Regions from separate parts of the Homo sapiens genome. Here region 2 is linked to region 1. The links are chromatin loops, found by intact Hi-C in ENCODE. Cell type or tissue: PC-3. All regions are shown on one strand. Each heading gives the region's core, and the rest is flanking DNA. Links, peaks and the distances in the headings are about the cores only. Region 1 overlaps CNTN5 (contactin 5). Region 2 overlaps CNTN5 (contactin 5).

What was found. Peaks named below come from ENCODE experiments on the same cell type or tissue, not always from the same donor. Only the 100,000 strongest peaks of a DNase experiment are listed, where the experiment ranks them.
Region 2: it touches region 1 in a loop (12-fold over the local background); 7 of 110 quality-filtered maps call a loop at or near these places.

Annotation. Positions count from the first base shown.
Region 1 is chr11:99,027,270-99,035,615 of GRCh38, reverse strand. All of the region lies in intron 1 of CNTN5 (contactin 5), which reads right to left. Among named protein-coding and RNA genes, the nearest start is that of CNTN5, 10 kb to the right of the region's middle. In PC-3, for the core only: a CTCF peak has its summit at 4,090 (motif pointing left); no DNase peak of the experiment used is centred there; H3K27me3 peaks cover 527 bases.
Region 2 is chr11:99,734,988-99,743,333 of GRCh38, reverse strand. All of the region lies in intron 3 of CNTN5 (contactin 5), which reads right to left. Among named protein-coding and RNA genes, the nearest start is that of CNTN5, 720 kb to the right of the region's middle. In PC-3, for the core only: a CTCF peak has its summit at 3,668 (motif pointing right); a DNase peak (open chromatin) is centred at 3,663; H3K27me3 peaks cover 1,609 bases.

The sequences.
Region 1 (8,346 bases), core at 221-8,220:
ATGGAAAACAAAAAAAGGCAGGGGTTGCAATCCTAGTCTCTGATAAAACAGACTTTAAACCAACAAAGATCAAAAGAGACAAAGAAGGCCATTACATAATGGTAAAGGGATCAATTCAACAAGAAGAGCTAACCATCCTAAATATATATGCACCCAATACAGGAGCACCCAGATTCATAAAGCAAGTCCTGAGTGACCTACAAAGAGACTTAGACTCCCACGCATTAACAGTGGGAGACTTTAACACCCCACTGTCAGCATTAGACAGATCAACGAGACAGAAAGTCAACAAGGATACCCAGGAATTGAACTCAGCTCTGCACCAAGCGGACCTAATAGACATCTACAGAACTCTCCACCCCAAATCAACAGAATATACATTTTTTTCAGCACCACACCACACCTATTCCAAAATTGACCACATACTTGGAAGTAAAGCTCTCCTCGGCAAATGTAAAAGAACAGAAATTATAACAAACTATCTCTCAGACCACAGTGCAATCAAACTAGAACTCAGGATTAAGAATCTCACTCAAAACCGCTCAACTACATGGAAACTGAACAACCTGCTCCTGAATGACTACTGGGTACATAATGAAATGAAGGCAGAAATAAAGATGTTCTTTGAAACCAACGAGAACAAAGACACAACATACCAGAATCTCTGGGACACATTCAAAGCAGTGTGTACAGGGAAATTTATAGCACTAAATGCCCACAAGAGAAAGCAGGAAAGATCTAAAACTGACACCCTAACATCACAATTAAAAGAACTAGAAAAGCAAGAGCAAACACATTCAAAAGCTAGCAGAAGGCAAGAAATAACTAAAATCAGAGCAGAACTGAAGGAAATAGAGATGCAAAAAACCCTTCAAAAAATTAATGAATCCAGGAGCTGGTTTTTTGAAAGGATCAACAAAATTGATAAACTGCTAGCAAGACTAATAAAGAAAAAAAGAGAGAAGAATCAAATAGACGCAATAAAAAATGATAAAGGGGTTATCACCACCGATCCCACAGAAATACAAACTACCATCAGAGAATACTACAAACACCTCTACGCAAATAAACTAGAAAATCTAGAAGAAATGGATAAATTCCTCGACACATACACTCTCCCAAGACTAAACCAGGAAGAAGTTGAATCTCTGAATAGACCAATAACAGGGTCTGAAATTGTGGCAATAATCAATAGCTTACCAACCAAAAAGAGTCCAGGACCAGATGGATTCACAGCCGAATTCTACCAGAGGTACAAGGAGGAACTGGTACCATTCCTTCTGAAACTATTCCAATCAATAGAAAAAGAGGGAATCCTCCCTAACTCATTGTATGAGGCCAGCATCATCCTGATACCAAAGCCGGGCAGAAACGCAAACAAAAAAGAGAGTTTTAGACCAATATCCTTGATGAACATTGATGCAAAAATCCTCAATAAAATACTGGCAAACCGAATCCAGCAGCACATCAAAAAGCTTATCCACCATGATCAAGTGGGCTTCATCCTTGGGATGCAAGGCTGGTTGAATATATACAGATCAATAAATATAATCCAGCATATAAACAGAACCAAAGACAAAAACCACATGATTATCTCAATAGATGCAGAAAAGGCCTTTGACAAAATTCAACAACGCTTCATGCTAAAAACTCTCAATAAATTAGGTATTGATGGGACGTATTTCAAAATAATAAGAGCTATCTATGACAAACCCACAGCCAATATCATACTGAATGGGCAAAAACTGGAAGCATTCCCTTTGAAAACTGGCACAAGACAGGGATGCCCTCTCTCACCACTCCTATTCACCATAGTGTTGGAAGTTCTGGCCAGGGCAATTAGGCAGGTGAAGGAAATAAAGGGTATTCAATTAGGAAAAGAGGAAGTCAAATTGTCCCTGTTTGCAGATGACATGATTGTATATCTAGAAAACCCCATTGTCTCAGCCCAAAATCTCCTTAAGCTGATAAGCAACTTCAGCAAAGTCTCAGGATACAAAATCAATGTACAAAAATCACAAGCATTCTTATACACCAACAACAGACAAACAGAGAGCCAATTCATGAGTGAACTCCCATTCACAATTGCTTCAAAGAGAATAAAATACCTAGGAATCCAACTTACAACGGATGTGAAGGACCTCTTCAAGGAGAACTACAAACCACTGCTCAGTGAAATAAAAGAGGACACAAACAAATGGAAGAACATTCCATGCTCATGGGTAGGAAGAATCAATATCGTGAAAATGGCCATACTGCCCAAGGTAATTTACAGATTCAATGCCACTCCCATCAAGCTACCAATGACTTTCTTCACAGAATTGGAAAAAACTACTTTAAAGTTCATATGGAACCAAAAAAGAGCCCGCATTGCCAAGTCAATCCTAAGCCAAAAGAACAAAGCTGGAGGCATCACACTACCTGACTTCAAACTATACTACAAGGCTACAGTAACTAAAACAGCATGGTACTGGTACCAAAACAGAGATATAGATCAATGGAACAGAACAGAGCCCTCAGAAATAACGCCGCATATCTACAACTATCTGATCTTTGACAAACCTGACAAAAACAAGCAATGGGGAAAGGATTCCCTATTTAATAAATGGTGCTGGGAAAACTGGCTAGCCATATGCAGAAAGCTGAAACTGGATCCCTTCCTTACACCTTATACAAAAATCAATTCAAGATGGATTAAAGACTTAAACGTTAGACCTAAAACCATAAAAACCCTAGAAGAAAACCTAGGCAATACCATTCAGGACATAGGCATGGACAAGGACTTCATGTCTAAAACACCAAAAGCAATGGCAACAAAAGCCAAAATTGACATATGGGATCTAATTAAACTAAAGAGCTTCTGCACAGCAAAAGAAACTACCATCAGAGTGAACAGGCAACCTACAAAATGGGAGAAAATTTTCGCAACCTACTCATCTGACAAAGGGCTAATATCCAGAATCTACAGTGAACTCAAACAGATTTACAAGAAAAAAACAAACAACCCCATCAAAAAGTGGGTGAAGGACATGAACAGGCACTTCTCAAAAGAAGACATTTATGCAGCCAAAAAACACATGAAAAAATGCTCACCATCACTGGCCATCAGAGAAATGCAAATCAAAACCACAATGAGATACCATCTCACACCAGTTAGAATGGCAATCATTAAAAAGTCAGGAAACAACAGGTGCTGGAGAGGATGTGGAGAAATAGGAACACTTTTACACTGTTGGTGGGACTGTAAACTAGTTCAACCATTGTGGAAGTCAGTGTGGCGATTCCTCAGGGATCTAGAACTAGAAATACCATTTGACCCAGCCATCCCATTACTGGCTATATACCCAAAGGACTATAAATCATGCTGCTATAAAGACACATGCACACGTATGCTTATTGCGGCATTATTCACAATAGCAAAGAGTTGGAACCAACCCAAATGTCCAACAATGATAGACTGGATTAAGAAAATGTGGCACATATACACCATGGAATAATATGCAGCCATAAAAAAGGATGAGTTCATGTCCTTTTTAGGGACGTGGATGAAATTGGAAGTCATCATTCTCAGTAAACTATCGCAAGAACAAAAAACCAAACACCGCATATTCTCACTCATAGGTGGGAATTGAACAATGAGAACACATGGACACAGGAAAGGGAACATCACACTCTGGGGACTGTTGTGGGGTGGGGGGAGGGGGGAGGGATAGCATTGGGAGATATACCTAATGCTAGATGACGAGTTAATGGGTGCAGCGCACCAGCATGGCACATGTATACATATGTAACTAACCTGCACATTGTGCACATGTACCCTAAAACTTAAAGTATAATAATAAAAAAAAAAAGAAAGAAAAACTAAGCCATGAATTTAGATCTTAAGAACTATTATCTTATAAGAAAAATACATGGAGCAAAGATTAAAAGACACCTTTGTTTCAGGTGAAATATCAATTCCAGGTTTGTTTGGTTTTTTTTTCAAATAGCTCATGGTATGAATATTTATTTAATGACTTCCTCAGTGAACAGTACAAAATTGCTTTCTATCAGCTCCCTCTCCTGTCTGCTTGGTGGCTTTCTTCACCTTTTTTTCCTCTCTATCCAATAGTTCCAGACCCAATAAATTTTTCTCATACCTTTTTGAAAGAAAATATTCTTATCTGAGATTTCTTTCTTCCATTTCTTTCTACTATATTATATCTTCTGCAACAGTAGAATAATCAGTAAATGTTTCAGGAAGAGGTTTACTTATTGCACGGGTATAAAGGACATACATACTTAAAATATTATATGATTTACCACACATATAATAAAATGTGTTTTTATTTTATAATAACTCATTGACATAGTAGCCAATCCAAAAAAGCTACCATAGTAATATATCTAGATGTCATTTTTGGAAAAAAAATTGTAAAATGTTTGCAAGCTTAAATCATTGTATTTTTGCTGTAAAATACAATTACAATTCACAATTTAAAAGATTTCAGTTTCAGTTTGTTTTAAAGAGTTAGCATTAGGCCAGGCGTGGTGGCTCACGCCTGTAATCCCAGCACTTTGGGAGGCCGAGACGGGCGGATCACGAGGTCAGGAGATCAAGACCATCCTGGCTAACACGGTGAAACCCAGTCTCTACTAAAAATACAAAAATAAAAATAAAAATAAAAATTAGCCAGGCGTGGTGGCGAGCGCCTCCAGTCGCAGCTACTCGGGAGGCTGAGGCAGCAGAATGGCGTGAACCCGGGAGGCGGAGGTTGCAGTGAACCGAGATCGCGCCACTGCACTCCAGCCTGGGCGACAGAGCGAGATTCCATCTCAAAAAAAAAAAAAAAAAAGAGAGTTAGCATTAGACGCCACATTTATAGCACAAGTCTGTTTCATAAGATCACTTTTTTGAAGTAGCAAAACAGACAATAAAAGTGAAAAAATAATATAATTGGGGAACATTATTAATTTCAAATGAATGTATTCTGTACTATTTTGTTATCACACAGGATTCAAAAGACATTATGTGAAATATCTTCCTCTACTTACAAAATAGAATCTATGCTCTAAATAATTTTGTAAAGGGAAATGAAGGACATCCCTTTTCTAGCCCAACAAAACAAAATTAAAGTAAAATGTCCAGAAGAGGTAATCACTGTCAAAATGAGCAAATAAAATAAGGTCATTAAAATAAAACATGTCACCATCAGCAAACATACATGAATACACAGCATCCAGCCAAGAAAATAGTGATTTTCTGCATATTTAGAATACTAGAGTCATTGTATCCACATATATTTATACAAAATTTAAATAATTTTATACCTTAAAAAGTCTAAGGATAAAAAGAAATTTTGTAAGCATCTATAGCTAAAGATATGAAGGAAGTAATTTTGATTCCTAAATCTACAGTCTCATTTCCTTCTCGCAAAAAAAAACTATGAGTTAGTAGTCAATATCATCTTTTACAGGGAAAGAAATGAAAACATAGAAAGGTTATGGTGTTGCTCAGGGAAACACCTGGGTTAAACCTGAGTCTAAGAAGCCCATGCTCTTTTTGTGACCTCACCATATGCCATGAATGTGGTTTCTTCTCTCTTCTCTCTCTTCTGTGGAGTTCATTCTAGATGCAGTTGTCAATCCCTAGATTTTCATTTCATTCCATTCTTCTCTTTGTCAAAACCTCCTAACTCACACAGTCATAGAGTAACAGTGGATCAAAACCTGAAGAATATGCTTTAAATTCATTGATTATAATTCTTTTGATTGAGAAATTAATAAACTAGGGAGAGAAGCAAGGTGACCTGTACAAGTCACAGTAAAGGGAAAAACTGAGAAGAAACTCAAATATCATCTAATCTTGAGATAAATATTATTCTCTTGCTTTGGAACAAAATCCCAATTTTTTCAGTTTATCTTAGAATCCTCCAAATTTCCTCATTTTATAATTTTTAACCTCTCTCTTTGCATTAAAAGCATTCTTTCTGTACATTAATTAGCTTTCCTACTGTTTTCCTACACATTTGTTTTGTTTCTGCCTCTCTTCCCACCAACTGAAAAGAGTTTGTCTAAGAAGTCAGTTTAATCCATCACCACAATGACCATTTCTGTTCCTCCAGTGTTTCTACAGTCTTTTACAGGTATTTTTTCCTTAAGTTTCTTATTAAGCTGTGTCCTGACTGAACGATTTTCCATCTTTTCAATGTCAGTGGTCAAACTTCTCACTTCCTTTGAATCCCCAAAAGCATATGGTATCAAACATACCAGATTTATTAGAAGTATACATTCAAGAAAATTCTTTGAATAAAAGATGAGATACACAGAATAATCTTTAAATGCTGATGTTCTAAAGATCTCAATATCCCCTTCCACAATTAGAACAGGATTGTGTCTCATTAAAAAAAAAATAGAATATTTGGGTAGACAGATAAGCTTAGAATGAAAATTGAAGTAAAATAAAAATTTCTTCCTAGACTCAAACCTTTAATGATTTTAATACTATAATTTTTTTACCATTGAAAAGTAGATATTTTTTCTTGTATATAATATTATGACAGGTATTTTGTACGTAAAGAAAGATTTTACTTGTCCAAAATTATACAGCTAATAAGTTTTAAAGTCAAAACTGAACCTAAAATTCAAATACCACATCCTTTAATCCATATGACTCCCTATGTTAGCTATATTATTATAATTATTAAAATAATGTTTACTATGACTTCTGCCACTATTACTACTATTACTATTTGGAAACGGCCATATAAGCAAAGCTTCATTGGCTTCATAGTTAATCCACTCCTGCAAAATAAGTTTTATCAGCAGCATTAATATATCATACTACATAAATGAAAGAAATCAGTCTTATTTATAACATATAGAAATGGCATTTTTTTCCACAGCATCTCAGCCACATTCATTTTTACCTTGAGTTTGGCTATACCATGAGAGATTAGATGGCTCTGAGATATTAAAGTTAGCAACATAATGAGATGTCAAAAAACATCACATTCATTTAAAGTGGTTAGGTGAATCTTGGAACCAAAGTCACTTTAAAATAACTTAGGCACTGAAAAGTAAATGCAGCAGTTAGAGAACTAATGTTAGCATGAAATTGTCCAAGCTGGAAAGACTCATTAGGAGAAAAGTAACAGAAGTCTCCAGAAGGAGAAATATTGAAAATCTGTATCTTAGTCACATATACCTCTATGACTGCACATTTCACATTGAATTATATTCACCCTATGGGTGTATTTCCTCCACCAGGTTTGAACTATTTATTCTCTTTTATATTCTTCCTTTGTACTGCCACTGTCCACAGTAGACCATTTATGTGAGTAAATTAATGTTGAAATTGCATTAAATTACTCACTGTGGCACTTACTAACAAGACCACGTTAAAGAATGAGAAACAAACAAACACAGTCATATATTTTTAAAACAGTTAATATGTATAATTTTCATAAAATCAATTCTGGATCACTTAACTTCAATCTCAGATAACTACTCCTTCTTACTAAGATTACTGTTATTTGAAAATGTTAAAGAATTGAATGTAAGTTTTAGGAAAATAAATAACTAAGGAAAGTAAAAATTCAAAGAACTAAAATGACTATTCATTGGGCTTCAAGGACATGTTTTATATTTTCTTTATTTTATTTGCAAACTGGGGTTATATACTTAGGATATAAAAGACTTCAGATAAAATATTAACCTTTTTAGTCACCGTCTTTTACCTCATCTCTGCTACACTTATCGCGCCATCTTTAAATATTCAGTGTTTAAAGAAAAAGTCTTAAAACTTGAATTCATTCCCCCAAACACATAAATTGCTTGTCATAATTTGTCAATTAAAGCATCAGGAGAAGGCATCTGTACAAGCAATGTAATACCAGAAATTCAGCAATATTTAAACTGCCTTCCACTCAATTGCACTATGGTAATTTTATGTTTTATCATATTCAGTTCTACTGAGGAATTTTTAGTGTATATATTCATTCTAAAACAATTTATATGACATTATTAAAATTAAGCATAAGTAAACTTTGGTTCAGATACAATGACGATTAAATACTATTACGGTTTCAAATTTGTTGTCTATTAACCTCCTTTAATATTGTAACAGAAAAACTAGAATTTATATACAAGTTGACATTTGAATTTTAAAACACAGAAAAGTAGTGCATATTTCAAGAGATATATTCTCTGCTTTATTATCAAATGCTCTAAAATCGCTACTACCTTTAAAAAGCCCATGAATTAAAGTTTACCCAAAATTTGTCAAACACAGAAATATACTCTCATCTACATTTCTTGCTGAGTTTCTGTTTGATTTAGGGCTTCCATTAAACATTTATTACTAGG
Region 2 (8,346 bases), core at 314-8,313, 710 kb before region 1:
TTCATCATTTGTGATAGTAGGATAAATCTTTCCCATGGGTTTGTATTAAAGATTAAACAAAAAATGTGTATGAAGAGGATGATTTATACTTGTTATTTGTGTATGCATAATCAGGCATAGGATTTTAAAACGACACATCTAATGTACAAATTCCTGATATAATTGAGATTCTTCATTGTTCTTTCAACATGATATATCTCTCTCCTCCTCCTTCCTTATCATACTGTTAAATGAGCAAAGCAATGAATTTTTCTTATCCCTTCATTTGAAGTGCTTCATGGCTAATGTTGAGAGTAGCTGTCCAATTTTAACTATTCAAAGCATGTTGCATGTTGCTGAGTTTAGCCACACAAGCTAAGATAAACATGTCAGTAGGTAAAGTCCTCTGTGAGACTGTGAGCTTTCTGAAGGCAGAAGCTTTGCCTTGTGTTTCTAATTATTCTGATGCATTAGCACAGGCTCTAAAACATTGACTGGAAGTATGCCCAACATATCAATATTTTCTAGAATGATCTACATGAAGAGATTCAATTAGATTATAGTAACTAGAAGTATTACTATCAAGGCAGAGAGTTTCAGTAGAAGGAACGCTAGGCAGGATGACAGATTTTAGGATCCAGCGTAAATTTCTTATCTCAACACAGCTGCTGACTTGTCATGGAATCTTGCACAAGTCTCTAATACTTTCTTGAATATAGTGTATGAATCTATAAATATTAAACCATCTGACTTGCTTTTAAAAACAAAGCTATAAATGACAGAATTAAAGTGTTTTAGAGCTAGAAAAAGCCCAAGAGATTGTTTTTTCCTCCTTCTTACCACAACTCTATTTAAAGCTCACACAATCCCACTTAAAGCTGTCATTCAAAAATATTAAATGATTTGACAAAGGAGCACAAATGATTGGTTACTGAACCAAGGTTTCCTTCTTTCCATTCCAGTCTTATTAGAAAATCTTACGTGTTAAGTACAATCTGATGTAACTCATATTTAGAATATACTCTAGAATTTACAAAACAATTGTTTAAATGCCAATCTTTCTACATGATAAGCATTGCCATTCTGACTTTTTGCAGGAGAGAACACAGAATCAGTGAACTTAGAATTTAAACTGACTTATCCACATTCACAAGAGACTGAGCTGGGACTTGGACTGTCCATCCGTCTTTACACTTCCTCCTACTTTAAGTAGTAAAGTACTTGCTGAATTCCATTGGTTGTGTTATAATTACATGGACTAATCTTTATGTTGTTGCTTGCACATAACATTTAGTAGTTACATTTCCCCTATTTCTCTTTTATAGATTCTAATTTTCAGTGTTGAAAAATCTGATTTTCCTCACTTGTGAATCATGAAATTAAGATACTTTTCTTCTTGTTAGTAAAATGTTGCACCCTTAATGGAGGAAATCAGGGGGAAATTAGTACTTACAACCTTACTGGGCATATTTATGCAAAACTGTTCACATGTCTATATAATAATGTATAACACCAAACATAGCGGCAAGACATGATATGTAAATGTAATGGAAAAAAATACTTAACCTGCCTTAAGGTAGATAAAAAAGAATTCTCATTTAAATGAACTTTCTAAATTGAGTAAAACAATTAGTAGAAAGATTTTGAAGGGCTTGTTCTTAAGCTGTAAATTAACTCTAGAAGGTGAAATCTCCTGTCTGGGTTAAGCTTAGGGCAAACTTGTCTCCTAGTGGTTAACTTCATTGAACAGTTAAGTAAGTGACTATTCAGATACTTGATACAAGTTTAAGAACATTTGCTTACTGATGTCAGTAAGGTGACAGTCTGCACAGTTTGAAAACTACATTTGAAGTTGTTTTTTCTCAAATAAATTCTGGTACCACAGAGATATCCCTTTCCTGTAAATTCAAAGCATCCTTAAGCAGCCTATCTTACCTTAAGGCACACTAAATAGATTATGAGACAGGAGGTGTTAGTAACATACTGAATCTCAGAATTTGGAAATACAAAAAGAATAAAAAGGTGCAACTGAATTGGACAAATATAGTTCCGTAGCTACTTAAAGAAACATTACCATTCAATGTTAAATTCCAAAATATTGAAATTAATGGTTTATGTAAGTTTTGATTGGTGCAAACTGTTAGTCGTTCTAATTAGAATCCCAATAATTTAAACAATGTTATATGATATTATTATTCTTTTATCTCACTGAATACCTGCCTTGCTGATTCAGACTTAGATAGTAAGAAAACATAAATGTTCCAGACAACACATTACTTTGAAATCAGAATTCCAAAGACAAAGATAATATTCTGAGCTAAAGTGTTTCTAGAAAATGTGGGATTCAAGATGCAAACAATAAAATAGGTAAAGTTTGAATTGGCAAAAATAAATAGTAGTAATATAAAATAAAGAGCATTTAAGCTGAGCAGAAAACATAAGCAGATAGTTAGATTTAACAGCATACTTACCATGTTCAGTAAGGCAGTGAGATGCTACTTCCTACGGGTTCATGAATTTTTTAGAAGGGTGTCAAGGGAGATTATCTATAATGAATGCTAGATATCCATATTTCTTCAGTTAAAAATGTTCAAATTCACTAGAGTGTTTCATGCATATCCAGCAAATATGTATCACTGAATGAGTTGCTGCAACCTCTGATGGTGCAGGTTGATAATTATACCTGATGCCTGCTGAGGGTGTGGCTAGGGCCTGCAATCCAGCCTGTGTCTACTTACCAAGTCAGGACTACAAACATCAAGAGGAAAGGAAGCCTCCTTCTAATTCATTCAAATCTCCCTAGGAGCCAGATGCAGACCTAACACACACAGTCTCTCCACATTTCTTCTCTTTCACTTCAAAAACGGATAATTCCATTCCTGCTTTCTTACTTGAGTTTCTCAAAACATAAATCTTATTTATAGAATGCATTACCAATACTATGATAATGCCTCATTCTTAACAAACAAGTTCTCCTTTTATTTACCATGCACCCATGACAATTATTAAGATGAGTAAATTTGTTCCATGCAACTACTCTGGGGTTTGAATTCAAACCCTAGATTGTACAAATTTTTCTTACCTTTTCAGTACTCATTGCTTTCCATTCCTACACCCCTTTAGAGAAGGAAAAGCTACAGTTCTTATTGACCACATTAATATGCCTAGTTAATAACAAAAAATAAAGCAAAACTATTTTCTTTTGGTTATTTGAAAAACACTTTTGCTTTAAAATTGAAATCATTCTTCCTCAAGATTATTTAAATCTGAACTAATTATACTGTTAAAATTTTGAAATAATATTATAGTATTTGATAATGTTTTGAGATCGAAGATAGATTTATCACCAAGTGTGGGTAAATTAGTAGGGGAAATAGCACTTGCCAAAAGCTTAACATATAAAGATCAATGTATTTTACCCTACAGACAACTCAAGGTTATGGTCATATTTAACACACCTAGTCCCTTGTGCCAGCTAAAGTTTTTAAAAGCTCCTTGCCTAGACTTAATGCTTCAGTTCGATTTACTCATATATTTTCAGTGCATACTGTATGTCAGATTCTATAGTAAAACTGATGCATCGCTACAAAAATCTCTTTAAATGGAAGCAAAAACGAAGAATAAGTCATGTAATTGACTTGGTAAGAAATCTCATCTGAATTTCAGACCCCATTCTTCCCATCAGGGGGCACTGTTGTATAATCATTCATAGCACTTTAGTTTTTTCTCCCATCTCCAAGCCCCTCCACCTTTCCATCTTCTCTAGTAATAAGATACATGTTCAGGTCAAATGGAATCCCAGAATTTTTCAGAGAGATGTGTTTTATTTACTTATTCCTTCAAAATGGATGAATATTTTAATATTTATGTTTTTTAAGCCTGATCTTTGTTTCAGATAACGTAAAGGCAAATCGGAGGTGTAAAAGATTCCGAAAAAATACAATCTGTCTTGAAGTTAAATTTCACACTTTCCCTACTATGTACTTCTTTAAAGTAAAAGCTAGATTTTATATATTTAATAATTGAGTGTCAACCCTATCATTTTCACCACTTCCTCATATGAACCATCTTGATAAAGGAACTACCCATATTTTAAGACGGGCAACTTGAGCTTTAGGTTATTTTAGTTTCCAAATTTATATTATTATAAATAAACTTTTAAAGTTCATAAGGGAATAACAATTATGCTCTATGTGGTAAGTGCAGTAAGAGGAATGTTTGGAGAACAGCTATAAAGACAGCAAAGTCTAAATCAAAGTGAGCAACACAGAACAAGGTGGTCAAAATAAAAGACAGAAGGGTACTAGGCCCCAGAAGACTCAGATGTTTGAACTCTTAATCTATCGTCTATATTTATTACATCTGGGCCTTGTAAGGTATCTGGTCCCTTATCCACAAATACATACACATACACATACAATTTATTCTCATAAGTATAACAAGCGTAAGCTAGAGGTGATTCTAATATTTTGCTTCATGACAATAGAAAAAAACTTTTGACATACATTTTTTAAAAAGCCACCTTATTATTTACATTCCTTCTACATGCCTAAAACCCCCTCTACTGCCTATGGGATAGAGTACGAGTTCCTTTGCCTGAATTTCAAGCCCCAGGTCCTGTGGCATTTGAATACCTCTTCAGCTTCATTTCTCACTCAACATTTCTTCCTTTAGTAAGCTCACTTTCTACACTCCAGGTTCTACACACACATACACACACACACACACACACACACACGTTACTGTCTTATGAATGTATCATTTTTATAGCCTGCCTTTTCTGGGTTATTTTTTCTGCTTTCAGCACTTTCCTTCTATTATTTCTTCAGCTGGTAAATTCCAACTTATCCTGAAATGAACTGGACATCAATTTGTCTAAAAGCTCTCTTGGACCACCTATTTCAATTTCCTAGAGCTACTATAGCCAAATACCACAGACTGGGTGGCTTAAACAATAAAAGTTTATTTTCTCATCGTTCTGGAGACTAGAAATTTAAGATCAAGATGTTGACAGGTTTGGTTTCTTCTGAAACCTCTCTGCTTAGCTTGTGGGTGGCCACCTCCTCACTGTGTCTGAGTATCCAAACTTCCCTCTCTTATAAGATACCAGTCAGACTGGATTAGGGCCCATCCTAATGACCTCATCTTAATCATCACTTTAAAGGCTCTATCTCCAAACTCAGTCACATTCTGAGGTACTTGGGGTTAAGATGTCAACATATGATTTGAAGTCGGGAGGCATAATTCAGTCCTTAAGACCATCTAAACTAATTTGTGTGCCTCCTTTTCTGTGATCTCATAGTATTTCTCTAACGATACTGCATAGACGTTTTCTGTTTAGTTCTATGAACTTTGTTTCCTCAACTAAACTTGAAGAAGTATAAATATATTTCACTAAGGATGCATCACAATTTCAAAGATTTTATGCTATGAAAATATAGTTCATGGTAATCACTGGACATCACCGATGGTATGATATTTTATTTTAGTGACGTTAAAAAGTGAAAAAGATGCATCTTCTGATTGGTAAAACACTGTACTCGTTCTATCCTGAAGGCTTAGTCGAGTAACAAATCTACATTAGGGACTCAGGAAATAGTTTTTGAATTCAAGGATTAATTTATCTTCATAACTCTTGTGTGAAATGGGAAGTTTGGAATTACACCAATTTTAAATAGAATAAATTATGCCTCATAGAAAATATATATTCAAATTACAGTTATTTGGAAAGAATCCAAAGATTAGAACCCATATGCTTGGATTATTTTTTCAGTGCTTTCCCTATGTTTCAGAACTAATAAACTGCAAAACAGAGACCAGAAATAAAGAAATTGAAAAAGCAGACACCAAGAAATAAATTCTGATTCTGAGTCTAGATATCTATCCACTTTTTCAAACTACCTGGAATGTAGTTCTAATCTTCTTAATTCACTGGTCAGAAAGAAGATGTTGTATTGCTTCATGGTTATATATTTTTTATCAACAGTAATGTAACACTTGTATTCCACCTTGGACTATAAGAACGTTTAAACTGGAAGATAATTACAGGAGCTTCAGGAGAACAATAAATACGAAGAATATGATAAGTTATTTAGAGTAAGTTGATTGAGAAGGTGGTAAAGAAATTCATGGTAAGAGCACAACTTGAGTTGGACTTTGAAAGGTTTATTGAAAGACTGTGTGTGCGTGTGCGTGTGTGTGTGTGTGTGTTTGTGTGTGTGTGCATGTGTGTTACAGGGTGGTTAAAGAGTTTTTTCCCTTTGACAAAAGTAAAAAAAGAGGGCAAAACGTGGAGACTATTCTGAAACTTGACGACAGAAGGCATTATTAGTCAAAATATGAGACTTGCTAAGTTCACTGTGCTTGGGAACACTGCTGTTTAATTCCTTAATTTCCCAGGCTTTTATGATTTTCTTATGTATTTTGGTGTAAGTGATCACAAACTTTGTAATTCCCCACAGCTGATCCATCTGTTTATTGTGAAAGGTGATAGAAAGAACTGTATACAAGGCTATATTTTATATATAAATAAGACTGTATCTTATTTAATACATAATTACTTTGAGTAGGTATTGTCTCTATTTTATAGATATAGATACATATAGATAGGCCTACTGCAGTATATTTAAAATTTTTGGTATAAATATCACCGTCAATGTATCCTTCTACTATTAATTTCACACTTCGATAATTATGATCTCACATACATGGTTAACTGGTATTGTTTCCTGAGCTTGAAACAAGTAATACATTTACCCCTGCTAGATCTTGGATGTAAGAAAACTATATGTTACAGAGATAGATTAAACACATTAGATACAATCGTCTAACACAGCTGTTTAAAAATGCTGTTTTGACCCCATTTTGAGGCCTTGACTGGAGGCCAATCTGTTCCCCTTCTTGGGCAGCTGATGAAGTTCACACTCCAACCCCTTCTTCATCAGACCCTTACATTCTGGGCTCCTCTACACCAGCCCTCATTGCCCCAGGCCTAGGTTCCACACTAAAAGGAACAGCTCCTAGGCTCCAGATCCTGTCAAAATTATTCAAATTAGCCAATCCACAGTAAGTCTGAGAAACCTAGCTAACCCCACCCTGCTTACCACAGATAAGCTTGCTGTTACACTGTTCATAGGTGCAACCTCTGTCTAGCCCTGCAACTTTGTTGAAAGCTGCAAGTAATAGAGTTCTGCTTTCCATCTATTCAAGTGTCTGTGTTTTGTCCCACGCTCAAAAGAAATCTTAAATCTACCAATCTCGTAATTTCAGCACTTAAATATGAAAAAGAAAGAGAGAGAGGGACAGAGAAAGAGAAAGAAAAAGAAAGAGAGAAAAAAAAGAGAAAGAAAAAGAAATCAAGAGGAGCTATTCAGTTCGTAGAAGCAGAGCAGAACGGTGGTTGTCAGGGGCTGGGGGAGGATGAATGAGGAGACGGTGGTCAAGGTGTACAAAGTTTCAGTTTTGCAAGATCTGGAAATCTAAAGTACAGCAACGTGACTGTAGTTAACAATACCGTATTGTATACCTGAAATCCACTCAGCAGGTGGATTTTATGTTCTCTACACACACAAACGATGGTAACCGTATGAGGTGATGAATATGTTAGTTTCTGGTGATACACAAGGTATATATCAATACATCAAGTTGTACAACTTAAACGTATATAACGTCTGTTTGTCAATTATACCTCAGTAAAGATGAGAGGAAGGAAGAAGCTATTTCAGTAGGCTTCCCGTTTATCCAGAAATTTGGCTTATTCTACTAAAATAATATTTAATTGTTTTTATTCAGTATCAATTCTAACACATAGTAGGTATCAAACAATTTTGATCTCCTGATCAAAAAATAGTGAGTCAATAAATTCAATCTTCATTGTTCAATCTTCTTATGGTCCACAGCATTCATAGGAAATTTTAACCAAAATTGGTGAAATAGTCTATGTGTTGCTGTACAAAATAAACATATACCTTCTACTTTTTAAAATTTTGTACCTCAAGTTTTACTATTGAGAAAATATGTAAGAAAATATCAAAGTAGAGGAGTTAAACTCAAGACAACTGGAGGAACTGGGACATAATTTACTTTATGTTTTACAGGAAGGTGAATTCTGATAAAAATCCTTCATTGGGATTTTCAGGAGATAATTTGTTTAACTAACACACCTTAGAACGTAATCTCTTCTAAAAGGTAAGCTCCATAAGGACAGGATCTTACAACAATGCCTAGTACATAGTAGGTACGAATAATACATGTAGAAAAAAATAAATGAACCTAAGATGTTGACTTCTTAATTCACTTTCTATTATAACACAGTGGGTTACAGAACTTTTGTTTTTGTTTTTGTTTTGAGACGGAGTCTCGCTCTTT